Linked DNA regions of Homo sapiens: all the other regions are linked to region 2. The links are chromatin loops, found by intact Hi-C in ENCODE. Cell type or tissue: heart right ventricle. All regions are shown on one strand. Each heading gives the region's core, and the rest is flanking DNA. Links, peaks and the distances in the headings are about the cores only.

Region 1 (10,916 bases), core at 3,673-8,672, 110 kb before region 2:
AGGCCACAATTATCTCAGTATTCTTTTGGATAAATCTCATCTGGCCACCAAAAACTTAGACGGTGTAAATTGCAGCATTCATCATGCTAGGTGTTGTATGACACCTAGCATGTGTATGACACCCTCACATGACGGGTGAGTAACTTTGTCTTCACAGGTCTCCAGATCTGTTTCCCTGTGGAAGTAATGAAGCCCGTCAGTATCATCACTCTTCAAAGAATTAGGAAAGAAGAAGGAGCACAAAACCATTTCCAAGTTACCTGCTGCCAGCAAAATAAGATTTGAATAGGTTTTCTAATGTTTCAAACTACTTCCTTTCAGACGGCTAAGAAATTCATAAAACCAGCCATGAGAGTTATATTGCCTGCAAGTGTAAACAGTTTTGATAGAGGAGTAACTGCCTACTCAGAAAGCCTTTTGAGAAGAGACTGATACGACTTTATACATCTCAGAGAGAGGGAAGAGGGCCTTTTTGATCATTCTCATGCAAATTTCCAATAGCTGACAGAAAGCTGCTTTAGGTTGTCCCATATTTTCTTTTTAAAATGCATATGGAACGCGTAGCTTAGAAGTAATGCTTTCCTTTTGAAGATTTTTTTTTCTTAAATTTGAAACAATTATGGGTGTTAGACTTTTCCTCTTTAAATAGATATTTTCCTTATAACTTTCCCCCTGGAAAATTCCTTTATCATTAAGACAACAAACCAATGCAATTGACTTCTGGATTTGTTTATCGGAATGGGTCAAAGTCACTTCTTCCTTCACTCCATCTTGTATGTAATCAGAAAAAAGAAGCCCATAGCATCAGCACTATCTGCCTCATTTCTCCTTCTTTGGATTTCAATAGAGACACACTTAATGGTCTCCTGAGTCAGCTGAAGGAGGTAGAAAGTTGCTGTTTAGAATCTTCTTTTTAAAAAATATTTTAACATATATATATGATATCACATATATCTTATTTCGATAGCTTTTGGCCCCCAAATGGTTTTTGGTTAAGTGGATGAATTATACAGTGGCGAGTTCTGAGATTTTAGTGCACCCATCATCCGAGTAGTGCTTGTTCTATCTACTATGTAGTTTTTTATCCTACATCCCTCTCCCACCTTCTTCCGAGTCTCCAAAGTCCATTAAATCACTCTGCATGCCTTTGCATCTTCATAGCTTAGCTCCCACTTATAAGTGAGAACATATGGTATTTGATTTTCCATTCCTGAGTTTCTTCACTTAGAATAATGGCCTCCAGCTCCATTCGAGTTGCTGGAAAAGACATTATTTCATTCCTTTTTAGGGCTGAGTAGTATTCTATGATGTATATATGCCATATTTTCTTTATCCACTCATGGGCCAATGGGCACTTAGGTTGGTTCCACATCTTTGCAGCTGTGGATTGTGCTACAATAAACATATGAGTGCATGTGTCTTTTTTTTATATGGCTTCTTTTCCTTTGGGTAGTGGGATTTCTGGATTGGATGGTAGACCTACTTTTAGTTATTTAAGTAATCTCCATACTGTTTTCCATAGACGTTGGACTAATTTACGTTCCCACCATAGACATTTCTCAAGAAGACATACAAATGGCCAAAAATCATATAAAAAATGCTCAATATCACTAATCATCAGGGAAATGCAAATTAAAACCACAATGAGATTCCATCTTACTCCTACAAAAACGGGCATTATTAAAGAGAGTCCTCTTTGGTCGGGTGTGGTGGCTCACGCCTGTAATCCCAGCACTTTGGGAGGCCAAGTCGGTGGATCAGGAGGTCAAGAGTTCGAGACCAGCCTGGCCAACATGGTGAAACCCCGTCTCTACTAAAAATATGAAAATTACCTGGGCGTGGTGGTGGACTCCTGTAATCGCAGCTACTCGGGAGGCTGAGGAAGGAGAATTGCTTGAAACCAGCAGGCAGAGTTTGCAGTGAGCTGAGATCGCTGGCCACTGCACTCCAGCCTGGGCGTAAGAGCAAAACTCCGTCTCAAAGACAAACAAACAAAAATTCTTCTTTTGTTTAATTATCTGTGACCTATTTCTCCAAGCACAGTCCCTTCTGTGTAGCCTCTGATTCTCTGACCACTCTGATGGGTCATTGTCAGGTGAAGTGGGATCTCTTACTGGTAGTATTACTCCAGCTCTCTCCTCAGTTTTCTGAAATAATGGTATGATTCTGTACCCTACAAGTGGTATTCCCCAGTCAGATAGGGAGCAGGAGTGCCTTTGCTCAAGCCCTTCCTCCGGGATGGGGTACTCCTCTCCTTCCAAATAAATATTACAAGTACAGCTTCAATGCTGCCTCCTCTACTGACAGAACTCGTTCTCTCCAGCAGGCATCTCAGAATTTTTCTGAACATTTGACAGACGTAATCATCAGGCCCAAAGAGGAGACTGGGACTTCACTGTTCTCTAATTATTTTTGGGTAACTTATATTTCATTGATTTTATTTTCTTATTATTAGAATACATATTTATTGGGGTCCTGTGGGAGATGATTGAAGATTTAGAGCCCACAGTCCCTGCCCTTAACAAACTTCCAGTTTTCTGGAGGATGCAGACAGGTCAACGTTTGCAGCTCAAAAGGATAAGTCTACTTAAATTCAAGTTGTTCCAAATGGAAACTCATCTCCTTTTCCCAAACTTGTTTCTTCTCTTAATGTTACCAGAAGTTAGTCCCACAGTGACTTATGTCCCTCACCTTGGGGTCACCCTTGTCTCTGCCTTCTCCCACATACCTAGGTCCAATTATTAATGATCAACTCAGTACTCTCAGAACTTGGATGAGTTCTTAGAGTAAACCACACTGTCTCTTCTGCCTGAGTATTCTCCATTAGTTTGGCAAAACTGGAAGAAAAGCATCTATGAAAACTAAGGTGAAACACATGGAAAGGTTGCTTGGAACCCACATGAGCTATAGATTTTATTAGTATTATTATTATTTTAAATTGCAGAAAACCCAACTTGAACTGCCTTAAACAATGAAAACACTTCATTGGTGAGTTGAAAAGAAGGTGAGGGCAATCTTCAGGTGAGGGTTGATCCAGGGCTCCAATGATGTGGCCAAGATTCAGTTTCTTTCTTCATTCCTTCCTCTTCTTCCTTGATGTATACTCCATTTTCTAGCAGTTTCTCCCTCCAGGTCTCAAGAGGGCTCTAGCTGCTTCTGTGGCTACATATGTCTTGCTTTAAGTCCAGAAGGGATGGGAGAGAATCTATTTCTCAGAAGTCTCAGTGGAAATCTCATTGACTCTGGTTAGATATGTGTCCATGCCAGAACCAATCACTATGGCCAGGAAATGATTCATTTAGAATGGGCCAAGGCAATGAAGGTTCACCCTGGGCTTGAAAGTGAGGCCAAGATCACTCAAGTCATCATAAGGAGTAATTGTCCAAAGGAAGTTCAGGTTGTTGCAGCTGCTGGGAATCTGAATGCCCAGGAAGCAGGAAATAAATTTCTCTCATAGGCCCTGATCAAAGAATGCCAGGAACAGCATGATACAGTTTTAGACTGAAGGATGGTGGCAGGAAGCCAGTGGAATCTTTGGGTAGAAGTATGGCAAACTTGAAAATTGCTAAGAGAGTAGATTTTAAGTGTTTGTATTGCAAAAAAAAAAAAAAAAAGAAATGTTAAGTATGTGAAGGTAATGCATATTTAATTAGCTTGATTTAGCCATTTCACAATATCTATACATATATCAAAACAGCATGTTGGACACCATCAATATATATAATTTTTATTTGTCAATTAAAAAGAAGAATGAAAAAGATTATTCTCTCCTGATTTTTGGATGGAATAACGATGAAAGGAAAGAGATTTTAGAAGCAGGTGGGATGCTAATGAGAATATGTCAGTCCTTCGAATAAAAGCTTGGGAGGACTTAAGCCATTTCTGTGGCACGGAGAATAGAAAATTGCGATTTAAATAAACCCCATCAAATAGATTACTGTCCATTATCAGTGCGATAAAACCTTTTGAGAATTTGTCAAGGAGTATCTACATATTTGAAATAAACAACTTGCTCATTGATAATCTGCATTTTACTTATGGACTTTAGGATAAATGAAGCCATGATTCATACAGTCTCTACAAGGAAATTGAAAAGGAAAACCTTCCCCAAGAGGAAGATGATGTCAGAAACATGATACTCAACTACCTTATCGCTGAGTTGTCCTAGGGAATAGCAACTTCGTTGTCTAGATGTTATAATTTCTCCTCGATTTACTTTAATTAATGAGGCAAGTATAGACATGCTTGTCCAAATAAAGATTTAAAATTGGAGGGACTCAGAACACCAGAGTATTAGAGCTAACAGGGACCCGCCAGTGTGATTTATCTTATAGATGAGAAAACAGGTTGGGGAAGGAAAAGAGACTTAGCTGGCAGCCACCCAGAGAATCAGTGGCTCAGCTAGTGCTATTCTAACAACTTATCCTAGCTTTGTGCCTCCCTGAGGACTAGGACCTTTGCTTTTATTCCAATTTCAGAGGCAATTTTAGGGGAACTCCCTGAAAAGTGTAAACTGAAAAAGATGCCTGGGAGCCTGGGAGTTTCCTATGTAGTGCTCTAGGTGGGAAACCTTTGCTCACATAAAGATGACTGTCTTTATCAAAGGTGGCCACTAGATGGCAGAAAAAACCCATGTACCTGATATGGAAGCATATGTTCCAAAGATTTTGAGACTTGAGTATTTCTGAGACCAGCTCATCTGCCTGGTGAATATAGAAAATTAGGGATCATTGTGATATCAGTCCACCCCCATGTAAATCCCCCAAATCTGTACCTCTCTCCAGAGTCCTGTGGTTAATCTCATCCTTCTCGTCATTAAAACCCATAAAGGAAACAATTTACTTTGAAAACTATTTTATAAAAAGCTTGAATGACTATTAAGTAGCATTTTATGGTTTCTACTAGGATTTTCTGCATAACAATAGAAATTATTTGACAACTCAAAGTGTGAATGAATCTCTGGTGGCCAGAGTGGTGTATGAAATAATTTTGGATAAGGGAGAATTCATCTGCCTCTGAAATCAAGTCAATGGGGAAAGCCAGGTACTTCCAGTAATAAAAAGAGCTGATATTTACTCAGCACTTTACCATGTGCCAGGCACTGTGCTAAGCACTTTATAGAATAAATTTATTTAATCATCACAATAATTATATGATGCAATGCTCAGTAAATCTGTTTTACAGAAAAGTACACAGATCTCCACAGAGTTCACGTAACTTGCTCAAGGTCATATGGTTAGAAAAATGCTCGTGGCTATTTTCTTTTTATTTATTTATACTACATGGAATTAAAAATATGGTGCTTTGTGTTAGTATAATAAGGGTTTTATGAATTCAGATGAAAAGTAATTGCTCTCTTGACCCTGTGACACGTGTGCTAAAAACCTTCTCATTATTAGACCATTAGAAAGAGTAGATATGGTAAAAAATTTTAGCTGTGTTACAGTAACTGTGACCATAAATTAATGCTTAAGGAAACACTGTGACGATAGCTAGGACGATGTCAGCAGAATATTCTAAACCAGCACTATCCTGCTAGCTCCAGATCACGTGACCCTCTGTAGTGCCATGGGGTGGCTAAACCCATGTCCTAGGGGCTTCAAGGGATCCAAGGCTATCCTCCACCCCCTCCACAGGCAAAACATCACCCACATTCTTCCAATCTGATGTCTTTTTCTGCTGGCATAACTTGATGTTCAAGAGCTTCCTGCAGCAGCTCAGCATCCCTGGGGAGGAATGAGCTTTGTCAGTGCTGGGATGTCTGTGTCAGGGTCCTGTGCCCAGAGAACAGCCTCCCCACTCACTGGCCCATCTCCTAAAACCCACTATGGTGGTCAGGATTCTTGGTTGAAAGTAGGAGAAACCAATCCCAGTCATCTCGTTGAAAAAGTGGCTATGAAATCAGTTAAAGTTAAGTCATGGCGGGCATGATGGAAAATGGCTGAACTCCAGGAAAAATGGAAGCAGAAACTGGAAAGAAAGATTCTGAAAACTCTTTTTCTCTGACACCCAACCCCTGCCTATACTTCTCTCCATGCATCATTATTCTTGTTTCTTTGCCCACAACTTTTCCTGCTTCTTAGTAAAATTCCTGGCCATCCACAGCTCTAAAAATTCCCAGCCATCCACAGCTCTAAAAATTCCCATTAGGTATTCTGCCACACAAGAAAATCTGACTTGGCCCCCATTCCAGGTTCCTCAGGAAAATATATTGCTAGGCTTAGTTCTGGGGCAATGTTATGCAAAGACCTTAATTTTTCTTTATCTCAGGCCATGCATGATTTAGAAGTTTTTTGTTTTGTTTTTCTGTTGTAATGGGGCTGTTCTTGCTTTCTTTAGATAAGGCTGTATCAGCTCTTTATAACCTGCTAATTTCAAGGGACTTAATACGTTGGCTGTAATTCACATTTTCAAAATTGGGAAAAGCTGTGTCTTTTGAGATAGAAGTGTTCTTTTTCTTTTAATTCCTGTTTTGCTTTATTTTTTTTCCTCCCCAAATATTGGCATACTATTTTTTCAGGTGTCACATAGCTCTTTGACAACAGAGATTACTCAGTTTTTTTTAAATGAACATTATCTCCAGCTTCTCAGCTGCGAGAAGTTTTTTAGTTTTGCAATTTTTAGGGGTGCTGAGAGCCTCCTACCCGATGTGCCCTCAGTCTGAATCACTGATGCTCTCCTGGGTACTAGGGATTCTTGATTCTGTACTGCAGGGGGCGCTAGCACTCCTCCTTTCTCTAAGCCTGTGAGCAGGTAAATCTGCTGGTGAAACTGACAAGTGGTCACCATATATATTTGGCCTCAGCTACGTGTTTTTACTGCCCTTTCTTCCTTGTATGCCCACCCAAGCATGATGGGAGGTTGACCTGTGACACTTGTCTGGTGTCCTGGTAATTGATAAACGGAACCCAGAAGCAGGTATCAGAGACCAAACGACTAGGGTCAAACCCTAGACCCCTAGAGAAGTCTCCAAGTTCTCTGTGCTGCCTCAATCATCATCCAATTCTTATTTCCTGCCAAGCCTATATGAACAGAAGATTAGAAAGAAGGATCAGGGTGTGATGTGGCTCTTCCCACTGTGAAAAGCCCATACTTCAACCTTTTAGAGATTTTCCAGGACCATCTTTTATGATGGATGAGTGCTTCAGAAGGACAGATAGGCAATCTCTTTTGCTGGCTGGATGTGTCTGCTTATATAGGAAGCTTGAAGAGTGGGAAAGAGAATTTGACATAGGCAGGAGGAAGGAAGGAAGACAGAGTGCTGTGGCAACCTGGTAATTTTGGAGGGACAAGGTCGTGAGTGTCTCATGAATCAAAAAGAGTCTACTGAACAATTAGGTGGTCTTGAGTATTTTGCTGGTTTTGTCTTATAAATATCATTAATTATTATAAACTCCCTTTCCCATACCATAAACAAAAATCAATTCCAGATGGGTTGTAAATGGATTTTCCAGATGGGTTTCTCACTGTGAGAGAGAAAACAATCGCGATGCTAGACAGGATTTAGGAGAATATGTTCATAACTTTGTGGCTGGCAATAATTTCTTCAATGGGCCACACCCACATACAGTATGCGTTCAATGCTATACAGTGCAAGGTGTTTTACATAGTTTAATTTTCTACTTACACAGTCCTGTGAGGTAAGAACAACTCCTTACTTCTGAGTCTTGGAAAATTAAAATTCCATATTTGACATTTTTAGGGAAACTGAGAAGCCTAATGGGAGCCCTCTTCTAAGCTCCTGTCTCAACTCACAGTTGGCTGCAACAATATTTGTAGTTAAAATCAAGACTCTTTTCCAACAGAAGTAATAGATATACTCAGACTAAGAGGAAAAAATATAATATTCATTAAGCTCATATTATGTCAGGGATTGAGCTAGCTTATTTACAGACACTACCTGGCTCAATCTTTATAGCAATCCATGAGGGAAATATAATTATGCCTATTTTTATAACTGATGGAACTGATAGACAGGTTAAACCTCCTACCCAAGGTCACAAAGCCAGCTACCAGAGGAGCCAAAACTGAGATCCAGATAGTCATCTTCATTTATTCCCCATGAAACCAAAATGATGGAGATTATTTGGCTTACACCTTTTTCAGAGCACGTTATCTGCCATTGGTCTCCACTACAAGACAACCTCAGTTTTCTTTCCATTGAACTGCAGACCTTCCATGTTCTTCCCTTCCAACAGCCATCCAAAAAGGTTATTTTTCGATTATACTGAGAGATGACTGGGGCTAGACTTATTTAACTTTTGGAATTTTCTGCTGAGTGATTTTAAATGGTACGTCTGGCTACATGACTATAGGTATTCTGTGCTTGATATTCCAGAGTAGTGATCAGTGCTTCTTTTAGAAACAGATTTGAATTTTCAATTTTATCATAGAATTGGGACAAATAAGATATAGTACCATGGGGCATAAGTATAATACACATTTTGCTGTTTCAGGAAATATTTTTCTTTATTGTCCCTCTCCCCCAGAAAAGGTTCAGAGGCAGAGAAAATGCAACTGATGAAGATCATTTATTCTATTATTTGATTCAAGCCTTTGTATTTTTTTACCTTTCCTTATTCCCCTCCAAGATTATACAACACACACTTTTCTCTAAAATTTGTCATTCTGCCTCTCCCCTTCCCTCCTTCCCTCCCTTTCTCCCTTCTGCCTCTCTCTCTCTCTCTCTCTCTGTAAGCACCAAAGACTCAAGCCAAGAAGTACTTGGTAGACTGCACTCAAGCAGGAGCCCCTTCTTTGTCTTTCCCTGTTCCACTCCTTAGAGATGATTAGAAATATGTGTGAAACCTAATAAGTCAATCTGTAGCTACATTGGAGGACCAGAAAATTGTATGCGATCCCTAAAAGTCTGAAATCAGAAAGGATCATATTGAAGTGGTGATAGCAAAGCAAAATGCGTTCAGGAATATTAACGGGAGCTCAACTACAAAATACGGGTATCATCCACACTCTAAACCTAGAAATTAGGGAAGCTGGAGCCATCTGATGGGGGGAATTTTAGGGACTACATACACAGGAGCAATCAGAGTAGATGGTCCTTGTGCATCCCTCCCCTCCTCCCCTCCATTGTGTCTGTGTTTAAGTCAGAACAATACTGGAGGTAGAGACAGTTCAATGGCCCAGGTGGCCAACAATACCTTGGAGAATCAGAAACGGCCATGCTGAGAGGAAAAGTCACCTGAAACAGCCTCTACCTAATAGCCTGCTCCATTGTCACTGGAAACTGTGCAGGGCATACGTCCGTAAGTTACTTCTACGCTTTGCTTCCTTCAGGTGTCTACAGAAGCTGGGGCAGGAAGAGGAAAGTCGAAGGAGCTATCCTTGAAAGATGAGTTCACTATTAAGAATCACTAGAATACTTTAGTACTAATTCTAAAAAGAGAATCTACAAACTGAGTAAGAACGGAGTTTATAATGAGGCAAATGTTGGTAGAACAATCAGAATAAGACTTTTAGTATAATTAGTATCCTTAGAGGGTTAAGGGAGAGTATCACCATAAAATAGAAATAGAGGATACAAAACACGAGCAGAAATAGACTGCTCTGAAATAGATGCAATGAAAGAGCCAGGAAACCATCGCATTGCAGTCCAGAAAATAGTCACTCTGAAAGGAAACAATTCTTTTCCAGATAATTTTGGTTTTATTGAATTTCACTGGACTTTTAGGAAATGTGTGGACTTACCATAAGATTTACAAGACCTGCACTGTGTATCCCTATCCAATATTGCTGTCATTGATTATCTTATATCCTTGATAAAGAAGACACAGGATCCCATCCAATTGAGAGGCTATCCTGAGAGCTATGTGGTTTCCTAACTCTGTCTTTTATTTTATTATTATTACTATTATTATTATTTTTGAGGCAGAGTCTCACTCTGTTGCCCAGGCTGGAGTGCAGTGGCGCCATCTCGGCTCACTGCAACCTCTGCCTCCTGGGTTCAAGCAATTCTCCTGCCTCAGCCTCCCAAGCAGCTGGGACTACAGGTGCGTGCCACCACGCCTGGCTAATTTTTTTTGTATTTTTAGTAGAGACGGGGTTTCACCATGTTAGTCAGGATGATCTCAATCTCCTGACCTTGTGATCCACCCGCCTTGGCCTCCCAAAGCAAAGGGATTACAGGTGTGAGCCACCACGCCTGGCCCCTTACTCTGTCTTTTAATGAAACACAAAAGACACTATGTGCAATGGTGTGATTCATTAATATTAAGTGTCAACTTGACTGGATTCAAGGATTTAAAGTATTGTTTCTAGGTGCACCTGGGTGTTGCCAGAAGAGATTAACATTTGAGTCAGTGGACTGGGAGAGGAAGGCCCACCCTCAGGAAGACCCACTCTCTACGTAGGTGGGCACCATCCAATCAGCTCCCAGTGGGGCTAGAAAAACTGGGCAGAAGAAGGTGGAAGAAGCTGACTTGCTGAGTCTTCCAGCTGTCATCTTTCTCCAGTGCTGGATGCTTCCTGCCCTGGAACATCAGATGCCAAGTTCTGCAGCTTTTAGATCCTTGGACTTACACCAGTGGTTTGCAAGGGGTTTTCAGGCCTTCAGCCACAGACTGAAGGCTGCTCTGTTGACTTTCCTACTTTTGAGGTTTTGGGACTTGGACTGAGCCACTGCTGGCTTCCTTGCTCCTCAGCTTGCAGATGGCCTATCGTGGGACTTCACCTTGTGATCGTGTGAGTCAATTCTCCTTAATCAACTCCCTTTCATATATATATATATATATCCTATTAGCTCTGTCCCTCTAGAGAACCCTAATACAAACGGTAACTGAGACTCTGGAAAATTCCAAAGGAATACATGATGATTTTTTTCTCTCTCTTCATTGTAAAAGTTATATGTAGGCTGGGCACAGTGGCTCACGCTTGTATTCCCAGCACTTTGGGAGTCTGAG
Region 2 (10,916 bases), core at 3,561-8,560:
ATCCCTTGCTACATTCACAGATTAATTTAGTTTGGGATATATGGCCAAATTTAAGTCCTCAAACTTTTTAAAAATGTTTTTCCGCTCTTATCCATTATTACACTTTTAAAAAAATTAAAAATAGGAGAAAGACTACAAAGAAGAAAGGAAGGAAGGCTTAAAAATAACCACATAAGCTCATTAATTTTCCCTTTCATAGACTGTGTGTGGGTTGGGGTTGTTCTCTAGTACACACAAGGGACATGTTTAAATTCTCTTCTCACACTTTGTGCCTCAAATATCATGCACAGGAAAAGGTATCATTAAGCAGTATTGTTGTAATAAGACCTGGTGTTTCCTGAGCCAGGTTTTTGTTCTAAAATATAGAATAGAATACAGCTGCAATCAGATATTCATTTTTTAAGCTAATACAAGTTGAAAATTTTACAAATAAGTATAACTTGCTTCACACAAAACCTGTGGGAAAACCTGCCTCAGTGTGTCATGAGGCCATAGCTAAGTTTCCCAAGCTTTTAAAGATGACCCACTGGAGAGAAGGACGTGATGGTCAGTGTTTAGCTGAAGAGGACACAGTTAGTCCATAATTTAAAAATGTTTTTTACACGTTTCCTAAATCTTTGATGCACTTGGAATTTATTCTGTTGTATTATTTGAGGTATGGATGCAATTTATTTTTTTTTTCCTGAAATGGCTCTCCAGGTTTCTGAAAGCCATTTATTTAATAACCCATGTTTTCCCCACAGCTTTCACATGCTGGCTTTATTGTATGTTACAACCATTGGATTTTAAGCGAGGGAGGGGCATACTACAATCTTTCATTCATTTGTGTCTGAGGTAGAGCTTTCTATTTTTATGATTCCACCCACAGAAAATTGCTATTCTAGACTCAAGTCTGCAAAATGTCCATCCACATTATTTGTAGGTTGTAAAAAGTCAGACTCACTTGCCTTCTGAACAGTGTATATAGGTGGTAAACATTTACAATGGAAACCAAATGCCTCCATTAGAAGACAGGAATAGATGGTTTAAGGTTAAGAGAACTTTAGAGTTAAACTACAAATATTCCACTCCTTGTTTGAAATGTTTCTAATGTTCATCATTGCATTTTCTCTATTCAGGAAGTAGACAATATGGAAGATAATTTAGTGTTTGAGTTGCAACATAGCATAGCACTTAGGGGCATAGACTGTACCATATACCCTGGGTTTCAACCCTTGTGATATTGAGAATGTTGCTAAATCTCTGTGTGCCTCAGTTTCTATTAACATTGAAGCAGAGGTAGGACATGGTTTGGATTTGTGGTCTCCACCCACAACTGGTGTTGAATTGTAATCCCCAATGTTGGAGGCGGGACCTGCTGGGAAGTGATTGGCTCATGGGGGTGGATTTCTGCCTTGCTGTTTTCAAAATGAGTGCATTCTCACGATATCTGGTTGTTTAGAAGTGTGTAGCATCTCTTGCTTCTATCTTCCTCTTGCACCTGCCAAGAGGTGGAGCCTCTTGCTCCACCAAGGAGCTCCTGCTCCTTGCTGGCTTCCTCTTCGCCTTCTCGCATGATTGTAAGTTTCCTGAGACCTCCAGCCATGCTTCCTGTACAGTCGGAACTGTGAGCCAATTAAACCTTTTTTTAAAAATAAATGACCCAGTCTCACGTAGTTCTTTTTATAGCAATGCGAGAACAGATTAATACAAGGTGATAATGGGAACCTCTTGCAGTGTCTCTGTAAAGCATAAATGGTTATACACAGGAAGCCCAGTGTCTGGCCCATGAGCCCTTCTGATTTCCTACGTGATTTATGGTCTGGTGGCGTCCCAAGATCATGTGCTTTTATTCCACCAAACTGTTAGGGCCATCAGGACTTTATCGTATAAACTTTGGCATCACACAGGCCTGTGTTTAAATTTCAGTTCCTTGTCTAAGAGGTGTAACTGACCTGTTTCCTTATTTGTAAAATGGGAATAGTAACAGTGATTACCTTGAGGTGATGTTGTAGGGATTATATCAGATGATGTGGCTATAGAGTCTAGCTCTGTACCTGGCACATACTAGGCTCCTAAAGCTGTTAATTCTCCTCCTCCTTCCCTTCACCAGTCCCTGGCTGTGAGAACCTGCTGACTTCTCTAGTCAGTCAGCAACTTCCTGATCAGCCACTCTTTTAAAACTGCCTTTTATTCTAGCAACAGGGCAGCAAAGAAAGGCAAGCTGTTTATTAGCTATTCTTCCAGATGCTCTTCCTCCTCCTACCCCCACCCCTACCCTCTGACAGGGTCCATGGTGTGGTGTTCCCCTGCATGTGTCCATGGTCCATGTGTTCTCATCATTCAGCTCCCATACTCATAAGTGAGAATACATGGTATTTGGTTTTTGGTTCCTGCATTAGCTTGCTGAGGATAATGGCTTCCAGCTCCAGGTGATGGAACGATCTGTGCAGCAAACCACCATGGCGCACGTTTACCTATGTAACAACCTGCACGTCCTGCACAGGTACCCTGGAACTTAAAAGTTGGAAATTAAAAGAAAAAGAAAAAAAACAAAGGTAAGCTGTCTAGTCTTCACTCAAATTCTGGGAAGCTCTTGGCCACAGTCTCCTAGTGGTGGTTATCCAGAAGAAAATGGGCTGAGTGGGTTCCTGCCTCTGAACAGCCTAGACCTAGGGTATAACTCACTTTGCACTGGTTTTACTTTTTTTTTTTTCTGCAAGGAAAATGCATGCATTTTTTTCCATGCTCTTCCTGCCCCAGGATCTCTCCCTCCCATAGGGGATGACAATAAAAAAATTACTTAATAATATTTTAAAAACATGGTAAAGTGGACTTTATTCAAGACCATTGTGATAGGTATAGGACCCACTGCAATGGGCAAATGGGAAGTTATAGCCAAGCGACAGGGTGGGGTTCAGTGGATAGAAAACTACTAAAAAGAAACATCAAGGATAAGAAGGATTTTGGCTAAATCTTCCTAACAACTTTTGCTGAAGACAGGCCAGGGTGAGCAGACATTCCCTGGAGGACAGAGGAGGATGAGAAACCTGGTCAGATATTGAGGGTGATGTGATATCACAGGTAGGGAGTTCTTGCTAAAATGAATTAGCAGGATTCTCTGCTAAAACTGAATTTTATAAAGAATTGCACAGATAGGCCTAGCAGGAGCTTCAAGAGCCTGACAAAAGTTTGACCAAGCAAAGAATCTTTATATAAGGACAAACACTTGTTTTCCTCTTTTGCTCTCTGAAGTGGAGGCCTTTGGCTTTGCCAGCTTTCTGGCCGGTTGACCCACCAAACACAGCAGTGCCTCCCCTTGCTCACGATTTTCCTGAGGCCACTCCCCACCCTCCCAGGCTCTCATCAGCTAAGTTGCTTTGTGCCAACTCTGCTGTGTCCTCTTGGCCTGGGATGGCATTTCTTTCTTGGAGGCCTGATTAGTTTTTGCAGTAGCATAAGCTTCTCTTTCAGAGACTGCATGGCTCTTGCCAAATTAAGTTACTGTCACAGTACAAATGAGAGGTCTCTGGAGTCAAATTTTATACTGTTTGGTACCAATATGGTAAATATTATGCCCAATATCTAACCTAGTGCTGCAGAATTGACCATTGTTTCATAATAAAAATTAACTTTTCTCCAGCACAGTGCCAGGCTGTGTGCTCAGCACTTAGCATGATTTTAAAAAAATTAACACTAAACCCCATGAGGCGGATACTATTATTGTACCCATTTTGCAGATAAGGCAGTGCTTGAGGTCTAGAGAGGTGAAGTAGCTGCAAAGACGATTAAGTCAGAAAGTGACTAAGTTAGGATTGAAAATCCATCTGCCCTACACAAATGTTGGGGCCATGAAAGTGTCTATTGATATTTCCTTTTTTAACTTTGAAGTTCAGGGGTATATGTGCAGGTTATTACATATGGAAACTTGTGTCCTAGGGGTTTGTTGTACAGGTTATTTTATCACCTGGGTATTAAGCCTAGTCCTCACTAGTTATTCTTCCTGATCCTCTTCCTCCTCCTTACCCTCTACCCTCTGATAGGCCCTCGATAGTGTTTATTTTCTAATTCTTGATCTATTAGTTAAGGAGAATGGATGTTTCTTGGTGCAAGAGTATTTTTTGCCTTTCTCAGGACAGGTGGGTTCTGGGCCTGGCTGGTCAGGGGCGAAACATGGGTGTGGGTGTCACAGACAGGCAGACGCTGAGGGCCCAGTACCTGGAGGAACTGTGAGGGGGCCTGGAGACAGCCTGAGGCACCCTGCAGTCTTCCTTCCTTAGGCTCCCCAGGGAGGGCCTGAGAGCACAGAAAGACAGTAGGACTCCGGGCCTCGTGTAGTCAGTTTACTCTTCAGCGGAGATCACTGATCCTGTGCTCCACACGGCACAGTCAGAGCTGCAGGGTGCTTTGCCAACTCAGCTTTCTTTTGAATCCCAAATTACTGGGAAAAAACTTATCTCAATTGTCTTTGTCAGGATGTCCACAGACCTCTAAATGGTATTTCCCATTAAGTACTGTAGTCTCCCCAGAGTACCCTCGAGAAGATGACTCTGCTTGGCCAACGCCAGAGGTGGGAGGGATTCTCTGAGGTCATTTCCATCTAAAGGGCACACCCGCTGGTGTGAACATGCTCACATAACAGTGCTTCTTTGCACAGCTCAGGTCTGCTCACAGGCAGGTCCCGCAGTTCCCTGGCTGGTCAGGGTAGGACTTGCGAGAATCCCAAGATGACAGGAAACAGCATGGGGCTACCTGGGACAGTGACCTCTCCCACACTTAGCAAACACACGGTTTCTTGCTCCTCCCCCAAGGTATTTCCATTCATGGATACGAGTCTTTTATTTCCCTCTTCTTCCCCTTCTGCATGTTTTCAGAGATTTCAGACATAGGGATAGCCTGAATGGTATTTACCAAACCCTGGGGCAGGCTTCCTTTAAGTAAGAACAATGCAGAGAGAACAATAAGGAGTTGGATTTTTTCCTTCTAGCATGGGAATGCCTGACTTTGGCTCTGGATGGCACACCTCCAACAGGGATAATAGCAGCTGAACACAGATGCCTCTGGCCACCACGTGTTAGTTATGGAAGCCACTGTGGTTATTGTGAAGCTGACCCACTGATCATCAGCCAGGTCAAACATACCAAAATCAGAGTGGATTCAAGGTTATCTCTACATCAGTGTGCTTTTGAAGTGTGCACAGTGTACTACCCTGGGTCTACCCGTGGGGGTTTCTTATGTGGGATATTGTCCTGTAGGTGTATATTGCAGTTAGGGAGGAGAACAGATTGAGAATAGCTGATAGACTCTGCTGACAACACAAGACAGAGTGAGCTACAAACAACCTGCCATGAGACCGCAGGGAGAGGAATGATTAAGTCTGACATGAACCTCATACACAAATGGGAAACAACAGAAATAAAACATAATTGGAATCGACAACTGATCTTGAACAATAAATAATGCATATCGATGAACAATCTTTGTGCTGTTCTTTGCAGTATCTCTTGGATATCTGTGTGACGTCACCATTCATTCAATGTTTTCTGTAAACTCACTTCTGTGGATGCCTAGTGAACTAATTTTCTTATTTCTTAGTGTTTAGCCAGATTTCTACTCTCTGAAGCTTAAGAGTTAAAGTATTTATCTTTTTATGGTCAGGCATGAGTGTATGTAGCAACAATAGCTCACTTCCTCCTGTTTATAAAACTGCGACAAGAAAGCAATGCCTGCACAGCCTGCTGGAGAGATTGATGAGGACGCTGGGAGCTGGCAGTGACACAGGGAGCGGAGAGTCCTTAATCTTCCAGCAGAGCCACAGGCTCCTTGGGTTTTCTGCATCCAGTGCACCGAATGTTCTAGCAGCAGCAGCCCTGTTAACCTCTCAGGAGAGGCATTTGAATAAACGCTTTTGAACTCATGTAGTATATTTTATCTGTAAGGACGGAAGTACATAGTTCACCCTGACATCCTGTGTATTTCAAATTACTATTGATGAGTGCTAAGCTGACATGTTTTGGAGGATAATTTTCCGGTAGCTAAAAATAACATTTTAGATGCTTTTTGTAATAGTATGTGAAATCGGTCCAGGTATTATCCTTCTTTTTGTATGATATGAAGGCAATGGCCCCAAAAGAAAATGCGTTTGAGGAGATGTCCTCATAGTTGCTATCCACACTATTCATCCTGCATTTTCCTATCAGAATGGCATGTTTGCATTTCTAAACCCACTTAATAACTGCTAGTGTATTTTATTTAGAGAAAGGAGCAGGATGGTTATTATTATCCTTTTATAGAGACAGAAATTGAGGACATGGAAGGGATCCATGTTGGAAGAGCCAACGTAGAACACATGTGTTGTATTTCCCCTTTCAGCCAGGATACAGAAGGTAGTATAATGAGTGATTGAGTCAAACACACCATCACTTTCTCTTGCACAAATAAGGCAGCTTCCACAAAGGCAAATCCTGCTGGAGAGCACTTTTAGGAAGACTTGTGGCCAGTGGAAATCTGTCCACGGCCCTCTAAAGGCTATTGTAAAAAGGGATGTAATCAAGAGACTGTATTCAAATAGCAGCAGGATTCAACATGATGGGAAGTTTGAATATTACTTGTTGAGTACTTAGAACAGAAAAAAAAAATCATACCTGGTGTCATGAAAGCAGACTCAGGATGATTTAGTCTTATTTTGGACAGAATGAGGTGCTGCATGTGGTTTTTTTTGTTTTTTATTTTGTTTTGTTTTTCCTTTCTGAACTCCCACTGCTAGAGAGAATACATTTAATATTCTTTTGAAATAACTTTGAGATTACACCATCCTTAAAAGGAATTTTGCGTGTTTAAAAAGTAATTTAAAACTCATTATAGAAAACCTGAAAAGCACGATGAGTTGATAGGTGCAGCAAACCACCATGTCATGCGTATACCTATGTAAAAAACCTACACGTTTTGCATATGTATCCCAGAACTTAAAGTATAATAAAAAAAAATTTTTAAAAACCCATCAGATTCACTCCTGTTTGCCCTTAGCATTTCATGTCTGGACAATAAAGGCACTTAATAAATATTTAACGATTTAATGGAATGAACCCACAAAACTACCCAGAAATAATCTGTTCATATTTGGCATACAGTGTAAAATGAAAATAGTTTTGTGTGTTTTTATATAAACATATATAATATATATAGTATATATATACTATATATCCATATAGCATTTTCTCTATATATGTATATTATATAAATCTATATTATATACAGATATAGTATTTTATATATACATACACACATATGTATCATATGGGCACTCACAAAAGATAACTAGATTTACTCCACAACAAACGCTGACTGTGAAGTACTTTCTACTCTTCTTATCAAACTGAATTCTCCATTGTTTTCTGACATCAATGGGGGAACAATTAAAATGTAGTATTGTTGACAAAGTAAGCACTTCTTTCTCCCATTCTCATTCACATCCAATATTTAATACCACTTTTGATATATCCTGAGAATATTACCAGTGTCTACCCCTTTACCACATAACAGGAAACATTCTTTAAAGGGTTTATTGCAAAGAATTGCTTTATGTGATTGTGGGGACTGAACTGGCAAGTTGCAAATCTGTAGGGCAGACCATTAGGAAGAACTGAAACTGCTCTCCATGGTGATATTTTTTTCTTCTTCAGGAAGCCTCATCTCTGGTCTTCAGACTCTTCAACTGATTAGATAAGGCCACCCAGATTATCTAGAAAACTCAGTGTTACTCAAATTCAACAGATTATGAACTTTAACCACATCTACAAAACACCTTCACAGTAACACCTAGATTTGTGTTTGAGTAACTGGAGACAGTAGCCAAACTGACATGTCAAAAAGAACATCACAATCATCAATACCTTAATCCAAGCCAGCACCACCTGTCATATAGATGGTGACATCTTTCTGCTTCCACACTTAGACAGCTACCATCTATTCTCCCTTCAGTGGACCACAATGTGCTAATAATATGACCGTGTTTTCCTCTCAATTTCCTACTTAACTAACTCAGTTTCAGCCACATCACACAATTTTGGTGTTTCTTGCACATGTCAAGCATACTCTTGATCAGGGTTTTTGCACCCTTTGTTCCCTCTGAAGCAATCTTCCTCCAGATAATCACATGGCTGACTCTCTTGCTTAACTCAGGTCTTAGCTCAAAGTCACTACCTCAAAGTCATAGAAAAGTATTAACATGATGATTAGGAACTTGGACTCAAGCCACATGGTCTAAATTTTAAATAATGGCACCACTTTCTAGTCATGTAGCCTTGGATAAATGACTAAACTTGCACACCTATCACATACTATTTTTGTGAGGATTAAATGTTTTAATATATAGAATAATAACTATGTAAGCACAAGCTTTATTCCCTGGCCGTCTCATCTAAAGTTGCACTCCATTGCTGTAATCCCCATGCCATCCATGCTTTGTGTTTCTTCCTTGTCCTTCTATATTGTATTGTAATCTATGATTTATATAAATTATCATTTGTTTTCTCTACTAGTCTTCCATGAGGACAGGATCTTTGTCTCATTTATTGTTCTCTCCTCACTGCACAGAGCAGTTCCTGGTACATTGTACACATCTGGTAGATGTTTGTTGAATGCATTAACGAATAAATGACCGCCAAATATAATTTATATAGTAAATTATATTTAAGTATAGCAAATTGCATTACATCTTTTTTTTCTGTTTATACAGGTTGTAGTAGTTCCATTTTATCCAGCATTTCTAATGTAACCTTTAAAATCTAGCATTCTGTTTACGAATCTCAAACTCAACACTTAAAGCTCCTATCTTCTGGCCATTAGAAACCCTCCAGTTCGTATAGGCATTGTGCTGATTCTGATTTATCCATCTACACAGTCACCCACCAAGCCAATGTGCTCCAGCCCAGATCTCTGGTATGGACCCCTCTCTCCTCCCTTTCCAAAACGTGGTTCAGAATTCTTCCAAACAGTAGCCTTCCTCTATGTCTTTTTTGGTCCGCACTATGTTATTTTATATATCATTGCTTCCTTAATTTAAAATTTAGTATTTTGGACCTCTCAAAGACTTCTGTGTTATTTGTTTTTTCCCCTCTTTCCTTTATTTTGTATTCTAACTAGAGGAAGCATGTTGAGAACAATGCATATGTTTCTTGAACTTGGAATGCTGCCCTTTAGTTTGTAGATTCTCACTCAATCCTTCTCCAAGGACTTGGCTCCAGTCCCAGACCTTTCATGTTGTGGCTGTGTGACTTTAAGCAAATCACACACATAAACAATATCTGTTGTACAGTTACCTCACAGGGTTTTTATTCTTCTAGTAATTTATCATCCAAACTTTTTAGATAAAACTCTTTGAAGTAAAAATTTAAAATAGTTAAACATCTCAAATTAGGCCAATATAATGACCTATAGTTTATCAGTCAATAATACTATTAGGTCATTATATTGGATCTATAATATAGTTTATGTTGAAACTATTTTCTTAAAACAGTATCTATAAAACTAAGAATAACACATTGTTTAATTCATGCACATTAAACAAAAATCCTGTTTGTTGGTTATTTGAAAATTTAGAAAAAGGCTAAGTAGGATGTTTCTTGGTTTGTATTCATGTATTTCTGTCAGTGCCTTACCTATCTCCTTAATGATGTGTATCGTTATTTCCTAAATTCTCGTTTCTAAAAATTATTTTCACTTTTTAAAAAGAAAAGTGCCTGCATTTTGCTTCAAAATTGTATTTAATTGCTCAAATGCCTCTTTTACATAAACCACAATATTTTGAAATCTTAGGAAAACATTTCAAAATATTTACATGCCTGATCACCAGGTAAAATCAGAGCTAATCATGCTAAATGGGAAATATCCTCAAGTTTATTTGTTTCACAATTGAAGCATATAAATATTTCAGCCCAAATATTTTCATAGGCACTGGCTTTTTGCCCTTATATAAAGTACTGTTGTTTGTTGGTCAAATATGTTTACAGACAAAACTTGTCAACAAGTTGTTTCTACTTGTGATTATTTTGAATATTTTGTCAAACTCACATAGTTCACCAAATTATAGGCTTTCTCAATATAGTTCCAGCACAGAATATAAAATTTATCCAGTTATAAATAGGAACTTGCAATATTCTCAAACACGATTATAGAAGTACAGAACTAAATCTCATACACCATTTTAGCTCTCATCTGTCAATAATTTTGGGTCTTTTATTTTGTGAAGGTGATTATTCTCTTTGTAAAATTTGCATCGATAATTGCAAGTTCTTGAAAATTTCCAAAACTGCTAAAGCTTCAGCTTGTTAGGTTGCCATGGATAAATGATATGTACCACATGGCCAAATTTAAGTACATTTCTCATCTTAACATTGCTTAATTTATTAAGAATGTGGCTTTTACCAAAATGCTATGCTCCACTAAAATTTCTGACTGCATTATTGCTACAAAATCAAAATGTTTTCTTAAAAATGAATTTTAATGAATTTATAACTATTTGCAACAATGACAGATAGCTTCTACCTGAATAAACTTCTCCAAGCTTAAATTTCATTTCAATAACTGGATGGAAAAATAGAATATTTACTGAAATATAGTAACAAGTAATTTTGCATTGAAAATATGTGATAGCCCTGATATAAAATGGCATCATTTCAATTTAAGGGGTTGTTGCTACCATTGCTACTGTACTACTTCTATTATTATTATTTGGCAAATAGAGCTAACATTAACAGCAAACGCTTCACTTTTTATGTGTATGCAAAAAATTTGGAATCAAAACTAAGCAAAATTAATTTAGTAAAACGGTTACTTGATCTAAATGAAACATTCAGCACTTTCTGCAACTGAATGAGGGTTGTGACTTTGGGCCACTGTCTTCTCTAAATAACAACTGACTTTGTAATAGATACTTC
Region 3 (10,916 bases), core at 3,576-8,575, 58 kb after region 2:
TGATACATAGTATAATATGTATTGTATATTAAATTATATTTCCTATAGGATACATATTATATTGTATAACATATAAAGCATCTATTATATATTTTATTATATATTGCATATATATTGAGAGAGAAAGATTTTTAAGGAATTGGGCCATGTGATTGTAGGAGCTGGCAAGTTTGAAATCTGTAACCCTGCGGGCTGGAAACTCAGGTAGGGTTTCTACGTTGCAGCCCTAAGGAAGATTCCTTCTTCTTCAGGAAACCTCAGTATTTGCACTTCAGACCTTCAACTGACTGGACAAATCCCACCCACTTTATGGAGAGTAATCTGCTTTACTCAAAACCTACTGATTTAAATATTAATTACATCTAAAAAATACCTTCAGCACCGTATCTACACTAGTGATTGAACAAACAACAGTGCACCATAGCCTAGCCAAGCTGACACACAAAATTAACCCTTACACCAGTTAGAGCAAAATTTTGGTGACATTTCTATTTTTTTTTGAGACGGAGTCTCGCTCTGTTGCACAGGCTGGAGTGGCGCCATCAAGGCTAACTACAAGCTCCGCCTCCTGGGTTCACGCCATTTTCCTGCCTCAGCCTCCCAAGTAGCTGGGACTATAGGCGCCCGCCACCACACCTGGCTATTGGTAAATAAGTCATGTGATAGTAGGTACTGAAGATTAAAACAAAATCCAGGGGGGCACCCTTCCAGGCTTTGTGAAATTCAGTGGGGGAGACAAACCTCTAACGACAGTGCAGGAGGTTCAGTGCTAGAGCCCTTGGGGGTCCTGTGAGCTGAGAGAAGGCACCTCTAAACCGGAATTGGAGGTGGGGGACAGTTTCCTAAGGGTGGTAGTCAAGGGAGGAAAGAGACATTTGAAGATTGCTTCTGGATCATGGAGAAAGAAGAATAGAGATTTGTTCTGAATTATGGTAATTAACTAGGTTCATTAGGGAAGTAAGACATATTTATAGAGAACTTGCCATTGTTAAGTGGTTCAACTTATTGTGAGAGGAAGAGACAGTGTCCCAAACATGCGAATACATATACTAACAACATGAAACTCTTCTGTCTTTACATGTATTATTCTAACAGTTTTATAATCATAATTTGTCTCTGGAATTCTGAAAATCTGAAAACTAAAGGCCACTTTAACCTTGCCTTTGGAAGTCAGAATTATTTCTTTAGAGTCATGCCTTACCAAAGGGCACCTCTACAGAATATGTTTAACATTGATATAGAGGCTCAAAACCATACAGACCATCTTGCCTTGGCTTCTGGGTTCTTCTCTCTGCTTCAAGTTAGTACCACAAGCTTTTTATTCATAACAAAACCACAAGGTTTTTATTCAAGACACTCAGTTTCAAATTCAGGCAGCCTGCCTTCACTCAGATAACAATCCTCGGAGCATGAACCACTATTGTGCGAATTTTAAAGAGGCATAGGGAAGGACAAAGCAAACAGGTGGGGATTGTCCTGTGATGGTGGCATTTGAGGACTGCCCCTTTGATGGCTGCTATCAGGCACGGTGCAGAGCTGGGCAGGCTCCAATGCGCTTGGTGTAGTGCATTCTTGAGATAACATCACCGGTAGGAATGAGGACCATGGCTGGTCTTGCTACTGAGTTTTTTCCAGCTGAGCAAAATGTTTAACAGAGAAGTTGAAAGCCTGCAGACTAAAGAACCATAAAATGACGGTCTGTTTATGTTTTGATGATTTACTTAGCCTATTTTTCCCCTCCTGTTAGTGCTGCAGGTTTTAGAGAACTTATGTCTGATGGTTTATCAGGCATAGTTTTACCTTTATTGTATAACTAATCACTTTCCACATATCTGGGAGACTCTTTCCCTTTCATCATCATCACCTTGATACTAAAATATGTTTGATTTAGTGTCTTTATTAGGACTGTCTGACAACAGTTATTTTCCCTCACCACCTATGATTAGCTGGCATTATGTAGTTGGGCACCTGCAGTGCATGTCAGGGTCCAGCTATGTGAATTTCTCTCTTTCCCTCTTCACCAGGCAAGACACTGTCATCAATCAAAAGTTGACTAAATTTACTCATGTTACTGCTGGCAAATAATTCCCCTTCCCACTTTATAATAGTCTAATTCCATTTCTTACAAACACAAAAAGATGAGGAATTTAGCCACATTACCAATTTTCAGAGCATGGAAATAAACATTTTTTGAAATGGGATAGCAAGAAAGAGAATTCTAAGGATCATTCTTATCTGAAAGGAACCAACTGCAAAATCATGGCAAACCACATTTGTAAGAAAAAAAAAACCCTCAGCATATTGCTGAATGAAGTTCTATAGGAATTCTGACATGCCAAGGACTCTTCCCACAGTTTTTCCTGCTCTCAGTTGTGAAATTCTCCATAGTTGAGAAACCCCATCTGTACCAAAAATACAAAATTAGCTGGGCATGGTGGTGCATGCCTGTCATCCCAGCTGCTAGGGAGGCTGAGGCAGGAGAATTGCTTGAACCCAGTAAGGGAGGTTGTGGTGAGCCAAGATGGTGCCATTGCACTCCAGCCTGGGCAACAAGAGTAAAACTCGGTCTCAAAAAAAAAAAATTCTCCATAGTTTATTTCATTGTCTGCTTTTCAGTAACCCAAGTAACTCACAGGGTCTTGTATTTTTTCTTTGTTTAAAATATCAATGTTGCAAAAAAAAAAAAAAAAAAAAGCAGGGGCACCAGGATGCTCTGATTATATTGTAACTGGTTCACCTTTAAAAGTCTTTGTACTCTTTAAAGAAGTCTGAATGTCTCAGAAATTTCTAGAAAATCTTATTGCTCACTTAGGGTATTTTTTCTCCAGCATAGACCTTGATATCATAGTCATTAATGGCCTTATCTTTTTTTCACCTTTGGCACTTAATTGATTAGAAGCTTCCCAGAAACATCCATCAGCACCCCCAAGAGGAAGATGTCTGAGCCCCCAGAGAATCAATACATGGAGATCTCCAGAGGTTTTCCACGGGGTAGAAACATCGACAAGGACTTCGGAAACACACCACTTGAATACCTTCAAGGTGAAGCTTTTTAAAAATTTTTCTTTTTCCTAGGCTGCTTTTCTTCTTATTTTTGCAAGAAAGTAAAGCAAGAGAAAGAATATTTGCCTTTGTCTCTGCTTCATGACTTTTCATATAATGATTAAAGTTCTAGCATGTATTAGTGCTTGTTATTATTAAAATGTCTTCCTCACAACTAAACCTACAGCTAACATGTGGCCTTTTTGAAAGATATCACAATAAAGCTTATAGAAGAAAGCATAGGAAAATATTTTCATGACCTTGGGGTAGGCAAAAATTTTCTATAATTGGACACAAAAAGCACTAGCTTTAAATGAAAAAGTTGATAAACTGAACTACATTAAGAAGTTCTGTCCACCAGTAAACATCATTGAGAAAATGAAAAGGCAAAATACAGCGTGGAAGAAGTCATTTGCAATGCATTTATCTGCCAAAGGACCTATACCTAAACTGTGTAAAGAATTCCTACAAAACAGTAAAAAAAAGAAGAATCTTTAAAAGTGCACAGACCCTTTATAAAAAGACATTCAAATGATCAATAAATGTGAAAATATGTTCAATGTCTTTTATTCATTGATAAAACAATAAATATAAAAATAATAAAAGCATAACATTATATAATCTATATGCCTACCAGAATGGCTAAAATAAAAATCATACTAATAAAAATCATACTAAAAACATTCAAATGTTGGTAAGGAAATGGAGCAACTGGAATTCTCATACACTGCTGAGAGGAATGTCAATCAGTATAATCTCTTTGAAAACTGTCAATAGCCCTTAAAGTTAAATAATTGCATATCCTACAGTCCAGCCCTTTTTCTTCAGGTGTGTATATATCTCTTCACCAAAAGACATGGATACAAATGTTCTTAGAAGCATTATTTCTGATAGCCCCAAACTGAAAACAACTCAAATGTGTATCAACACTACAAGGGATAAATTGTGGTAAATTTATTTAATGGAACATCATACAATAATGAAAAAGAACAAAGCATTTCTACAACACAATGCTGATCAACTTCACATACATTATGATGAGTGAGAGAAGTCAGATAAAAAAGAGTACATAATTGTATGTTCTCCTTTATATCAAGTCCCAAAACAGGCAAACCTAATTCTATTTTTTTTTTTTTTTTTTGAGACAGAGTCTCGCTCTATGACCCAGGCTGGAATGCAGTGGCCCGATCTCCGCTCACTGCAATCTCCACCGCCCGGGTTCAAGCAATTTCCTGCCTCAGCCTCCCGAGTAGCTGGGATTACAGATGCCTGCCACCACACTTGGCTAATTTTTGTATTTTCAGTAGAGACGGGGTTTCACCATCTTGGCCAGTCTGGTCTTGAACTCCTGACCTTGTGATCCACCAAGCTTGGCTTCCCAAAGTGCTGGGATTACAGGTGTGAGCCATCATGCCCAGCCGCAAACATAATTCTTAATGTTAGACGTCAAGGTAGTGGGTATACTTTGTGGAGTAGCAACTATAAGGGTACTGTGGGGGTTTGAAGTTATAGTAACCTTTCAGTTGTTGAATCTCATGGAGTTAGGGGAAGAGAAAAATAAACTCAAAGATAAAAAGTCATGACATTTTTTGAATCCTGCAGAGATATACTATGGAAGAAAATGTCAACTAATATTTACATTTTTTAAAAAAGCTAATTAAGTCAAGATGTTTATTTTTTATGAGAACAGAAGGCACAATTAGGCAGAAAAGAAGCATTTTATAATAAAATTGTCTAATGTTTCCCTGGAAATCATTGAATGGCAAGCAAAGATCAACATCTAGACTTACAGCATGAGGCTGAGTCTCTTAGATTCTATGTGGAAGAGACTTCTTGGTCCTGTTCCTGAGCTCACTAGATTTGTTGCTCCCCAAAATTTAGACTTGTCAACATTTCTTCTAATGCTTCAGGTCATTTTCCAAGTGACGTGAGAAACAGTTATTCACAGAGCAAGGTTTTTCTGGCATACAACTGAACAGATCTCAAGATCTTTTACAAGGCCAAATTTTGAGGGCATCATGATTGATCATCTATGACAGGGCAGAGGGAAGAGACCACTGCGACTCCCAGATTTCTGGGTTGGCCATTCTAGTGGATGGAGGTATCCTACACCAAGGCAGAAAACAGGAAGAGCGGGAAAGACTTGCAGGCTACGAGAGCATGCTATTGTACTGAGTCTGCATTGTGGGTGCCTGTAGCCAAGTTGGTTTGGAATCTCTAGAGAGTGATTTGGGTTTGTGCTACAGAATATGGAGTAGTCAGTAAATTGGTAAGTCTTAATACTGCTAATACGACGAAATACGTTATTGTTACATTTACACATTGTTTTTAAAAATATTTTCTGTGGCAACGAGTGAACTACAAGTTAGCAGATTCAGTGTCCTAACTTGGCCCCCAAGCTTCATAAACTTTCAATGAAGAACTGTGGATTTTCATTTACTTTCATGGTAGGTGATTTATCTTAGAAATATCTTAAAAGGAGCCAATAATTTGCTGTATTGATAGATTCATTAAACAGAATGAAACAACTGGACTTTTTAATATATACTTTTTTAGTTAAAATTATTATCTTCTAATGATCAAGATTATGGGAGAATTGAAAAGATAGATTACATGTATGTTCTTTTCATTGTACAGGAAAGGGGGCACTATATGATGCCTTAGGGTGTTGAGTATATTTTAAGGATATTTTAAAAGTATTAGTAGTAAAGGTAAAAATTGAAATTAGAATTTGTAAACTCAGAGAAGAAGCCAATGTATGTGGAGTTTCTCAATGCAAGCCCAAGCATTTGTATTTAACAGTAATTCAGTGATTACAACACATTCATCACAAATTGAGTTTCTGTTAATAGTTTAGGTGGGGAACAATGCTAGTGGGCTTTTTTTTTTTTTTTTTTTTGCTAATCTTGCTTGTACTTATGAATCCTTTATTCTGGTTGATTCTCTGCTCTGGGTTATTATGTAACAAGTCATTTTTTTGCTCTTATGGTTTAAAATAAACAAATATATATATACATATATACATATATATATATATATATTTTGAGAGGGAGTCTCGCTCTGTCGCCTAGGCTGGAGTGCAATGGCGCGATCTCGGCTTACTGCAAGCTCCACCTCCTGGGTTCACGCCATTCTCCTGCCTCAGCCTCCCGAGTAGCTGGGACTACAGGCGCCCGCCACCACACCCGGATAATTTTTTGTATTTTTGGTAGAGACGGGGTTTCACCATGTTAGCCAGGATGGTCTCGATCTCCTGACCTAGTGATCCGCCCGCCTCGGCCTCCAGAAGTGCTGGGATTACAGGCGTGAGCCACCACGCCCAGCCGGTTTAGATAAATATTGATATACCTTTTAAAAAGTTGAAATGAAGATGATAAGTCATAGAAGTACAACTGTAAACACCAAAACTTTCAAAAATGTAAAGGGTTTAGAAAGTACGATTTCACCGGTTTCTCTGCCACAAACATTGGCTATACACACACACACACACACACACACACACACACACACATACACACACACGAATTATGCTTAGATCTTCCTTTTACTTTATTGATGCGTAATTGTACATATTTCTGGGCTACATATATTTCATTACATGTATGGAACATGTGATGATCAAGTCAGTGTATTTAAGGGGTACTATTTTTATTGATTTATATTGCTGTTAAATTTTAAACCTTATTTATCTTGCATGAAGATGCAGAAAATTTTGATCACAATGTTGCAAAAGCATAATGTATTTCTAGTCACGACTGTATTTTATTGTAAAGTCCTATTCAACTTTTGCTTTTTTAGAAGAGCCATTTTCTCAGATGTTCCTTCTTTATGTTATATGTCAGCAAGTCATATAAAAATCATTACCAAACTGTTGTTGCATAATTCTCTAGTCCTGGAATACTTTTGCGTTCAGGACAAAATAATAGGAATTAAGAGGAGAAAAAAAATCTTGATCTGCAATCAGAAAGATTGTTAATTTCCTTCCTAAGTGACCAATTGATTTGAACCAGCCATTCAAAACTTGGGTCTTTAAAAAGAAAACCATTTTAAAAAGAACAAACTATGATTGATTGCGCATTGATATAAACATGCACATGGGGCTAGTTCTTCAGTCCAGAGATGGAAATATTCCTGTTGGAATCACAGAAAAAGAGATGCATTTAAAGGGAGCCTAAGGCAGTGGAAGCAAGAGAATTGAGGGCTGGGAAAACAGCTTGAATTGCATTATTTGAATGTTATTAGAAGTGTATGTGTCTGTGATGCAGTTTTAGTAGTTTATCTTAAGGCAAGGTGGCCTGTAAAATGCAAGATAAAATCAGCAGAAGCCAGTGGTATAACCTTGGACTTCCACTTAGACCACAACGTGGACTTGAGAAGCGTGCATGCATTCCTGGGTTTTCCAGAAACAGAGTTAGACATTATTGATTAGGAAGAGCACAGGCCTGACTCAAGAGACAGATTCTAGCTTCAGTCTTGTCAAAGAGCTGGCTGGACTTGGGCCCATCACTTCACCTCTCTGGACTTTATTTCCCTCAGGGGTGATTGTCCACATGTTCTCCAAGGAACCTCCAATTCTAACACCCTGAGACTAGTTGTAGGCTGACGTGTTGCTGTGAGGAAAGGATTCGTCAAAGTGTTTAAACAAAATCATGAGAGGACAGGACATGAAGTAAAAAACAAAAATCATTAAGTGCTCTTAAATCATGTCCTCAAGGTCATCTGCAAACACTGTGCATTCATTTATTCACCAACAGATATTTATTGGGCAATGAGCATGGCCCAAGCCTATGTTGGGTGCTGGGGCTAGTGGAGTGAAGGGAGTATCTATCTGTCTGCCCTTACAGAGCTTATGCATAGGTGAGCAGTTATTACGGTAAAGGCTTGTTGCGAAAAAGCTTAAGGTGCTGTCAGTGTTAGGCAGGGGCATCTAAACTGAGAGTAAAAGGAGGTGTTATAAGAACGAGATTGTGTTCTTTGCAGGAACATGCATGGAGCTGGAGGCCATTATCTTTAGCACGCTAACACAGGAATAGAAAACCAAATACCTCACTTATAAGTTGGAACTAAATGATGACAACACATGGACACGTAAAGGGGAAAAACAGACACTGGGACCTATCTGGGGGCGGAGGCTGGGAGGAGGGAGAGGATCAAGAAAAATAAATAATCGTTACTAGGCTTACCTGGGTGATGAGATAATCTGTACATCAACCCTTCATGACAGAAGTTTACCAATATAACAAACCTGCACATGTACTGCTGAATTTAAAATAAAAGTTAAATTTAAGAAAAAGAGGAAGTGTTACTCAGTGGGGTGGCAGTGGTGATGATGGCTGGGGTGTAGGCAAAGGGAATGGCTGTGCGAAGGGAAGACACCACGATGAGGTCCAGGGACACAAAGACCTTCAGCTCAGTTGGGAGGGGTACAGTGAGAGATGAGAGAAGAAAAGTAAACCCAGCAGACTGCCTAAAACCTGGGTGTTTGTCTGCCTCTCAGCAGGTGGATGGGGCTAGGCAGGGGCAGGTGTGTGGGTCAGGGAACTCAGCTCTATGTCTGCTTCTTGCTCTTGGCTCGTCAGGCACTCTATACCTCTCTAGCCTCATCCCTGTCCCCTCCTACTAGGAAAGGGGACACCTTCCCACCCTTGAGGGGTTTGGGGTGAGGATGAGCAGCTGTTAACACAGGAAGGTGGAAGGGATAGAATCCAGGAATGGGTGTGTTCTCTGTATCCTTGAACTGTGTCTTTCAGGCTTGCAGCTCCTGGGGTGGAGCTCTCTAGCTCAGTTCTACCCAAAGTTAGGACCATACCTGGGTCTCAGGAAGAGGACAAGTGAATGAGCCGTACCTTACGAGACCTCACCTTTTTAAATTTTACAAATGAGCACCTGGAAAGATGCCTGAGATTTGCATATGAGGAGGTACTAAGGGGAAGCCAGAAAGATAACTTGAAGCTTTGGGTTGAATTGTGTCTCCTCTCCGAAATTTATATGAAGTCTTGACCTCCAATACCTCAGAATGAGACCTTATTTAGAAATTAGGATCATTGCAGATACAATGATTTAATATGGCGTGATATGGGAACAGGGTGGCTCCTAATCCAATATGACTGGTGTTCTACTGGTGTTCTACAAAGGGGAAATCTGGGGCAGATACGCACACAGGGAGAATGCCATAAGAAGTTTAAGGTAGGGTTAAAGGTAGGGATGGGGCAATACTGCTACAAGCTAAGGAATGCCAAAGATTGCCAGTAAACCATCAGAAAACTAGGGAAGAGGCGTGGAACAGATTATTCCTCATAGACCCCAGAAGAAACTGATCTCGCCAGTGCCTTGATCTTGGACTCTTGGCCTCCAGAACTGCGAAAAATAATTTCTGCTATTTAAGCCACTCAGTTTGTGGTACTTTGTTACAGCAGCCTTTGTACGCTAATACAGTATGGCAATTGAAAGAATTTACAGTTTATGTGTTTTGTGGGGTTATTTCTTGTCAAACTGCTTAAATTTATAATAAAAATGTAGCTATATGCCTCTAATGAGGTCACTGAAGCCTCATGGTTGTTTAGCTATTAATATGAGATGGGTTATTAATTTAAATTCTGATTTGAGACTAGCACTTGTATTGATAGGATCGACTTGCACAGAACTGTTAAATGTGAAATTAATGTCAGCATATTTTTTTGAGCTTGAAAATAGTGATATCAGGGCTATTTCTTTTGTGCAATTTAGAATTATTACTAAATACATGTAGATATGCCTGTTTATCCCTAGAGGAAGATACACAGAAGCATTGAAGAATGTTATTACCTACAAGTGACTTTGTTGATGTTTTATTATTAAGTCTTTGGGAGTTGGACATAACGGCATTAAAAATCAGCAGAATGGAAATTAAGTTTTTTATTTTATTTCTGACTCATTAGTGACCCAAGGGCACCCACTAAATTAAAAGTTATATTCAGTTTCTCCACATGCAAGCTAAAGATGAAAAATTACGTTATTTTATTCTCTTGATTTTGTTGAGAAGATTAGGGATAAGCCATTTTTTTCTTAAATACAAAGTACATTTGTGTATACAGCACAATTCAAAGACAACATTTAAATATGTTCTGGTAGATGCCCAAAGGAGTAAATCTTGCCTGTTTAATTATGCGATAAATATTATGACTGTTTATACCTAGGGAAGTGAACATAATTATGCACTGGATTTTGTTATATTATAAAAAAAAGCCTCAGTGCATGTGCTTTGTGTTTAAGAAGATATGTGTGATAATGACATATTTCAAACAAGTTAGAGTCATCATCCTTGAAATCATGAATGTAGAGGTCTATTTGTCAGAGTTCTCCAGAGAAATAGAACCAGTAGGAAGTATAATGATATGCAGAAAGAGATTCATTATGAGTGATTGGCTCAGGTGACTGTGGAGGCTGAGAAGTTCCATGATCTGCCATCTGCAAGCAGCAGGTCCTCGAAAGCTGATGGTATAGTTCCAGTCCAAGCGTGAGGGCCTGAGAACCAGGAACACTGACTCCAAGGGCAAGAGAAAATGAATCTTCCAGCTCAAGTGGAGAGCAAATTCACCCAATTCTGCACTTTTGCAAAATGCACTGGGATGATACCTACTGACATTGGTGAGAGTGATCTTCTTCACTTTACTGATTCAAAAGCTCATCTGTCCCAGAAGCACCCTCATAGATACACCCAGAAAAAATGTTTTACCAGGTATCTGGGCATCCCTTAGCCCAGTCAAGTTGACACTTAAAATTAACCATCACAACAGATGTATTTACTTACAAGATTTTATTTTAGCTTTTAAATCAAATCCATTAAAACCGAATTTAAGCAAAAGAAACTAGCCAAAAAGTATACAATCCTATGA

Evidence for each region. Peaks named below come from ENCODE experiments on the same cell type or tissue, not always from the same donor. Only the 100,000 strongest peaks of a DNase experiment are listed, where the experiment ranks them.
Region 1: a loop joins it to region 2, with 2.3 times the contacts of the local background. A loop is called at or near these places in 5 of 110 quality-filtered maps.
Region 3: a loop joins it to region 2, with 3 times the contacts of the local background. A loop is called at or near these places in 3 of 110 quality-filtered maps.

What each region holds. Positions count from the first base shown.
Region 1 is chr16:77,165,640-77,176,555 of GRCh38, reverse strand. No RefSeq gene overlaps it. Among named protein-coding and RNA genes, the nearest start is that of MON1B, 20 kb to the left of the region's middle. In heart right ventricle, for the core only: CTCF peaks have their summits at 4,414, 4,615 (motif pointing right) and 6,710 (motif pointing right); no DNase peak of the experiment used is centred there; H3K27me3 peaks cover 1,477 bases.
Region 2 is chr16:77,057,943-77,068,858 of GRCh38, reverse strand. No RefSeq gene overlaps it. Among named protein-coding and RNA genes, the nearest start is that of MON1B, 130 kb to the left of the region's middle. RefSeq lists a silencer at 4,300-4,503. In heart right ventricle, for the core only: a CTCF peak has its summit at 5,709; a DNase peak (open chromatin) is centred at 5,742; H3K27ac peaks cover 857 bases.
Region 3 is chr16:77,000,290-77,011,205 of GRCh38, reverse strand. LOC124903724 (a long non-coding RNA gene) reads left to right here. Exons shown (of 2, transcript XR_007065120.1): 2 at 2,897-3,222. Among named protein-coding and RNA genes, the nearest start is that of MIR4719, 140 kb to the right of the region's middle. In heart right ventricle, for the core only: no CTCF peak of the experiment used is centred there; no DNase peak of the experiment used is centred there.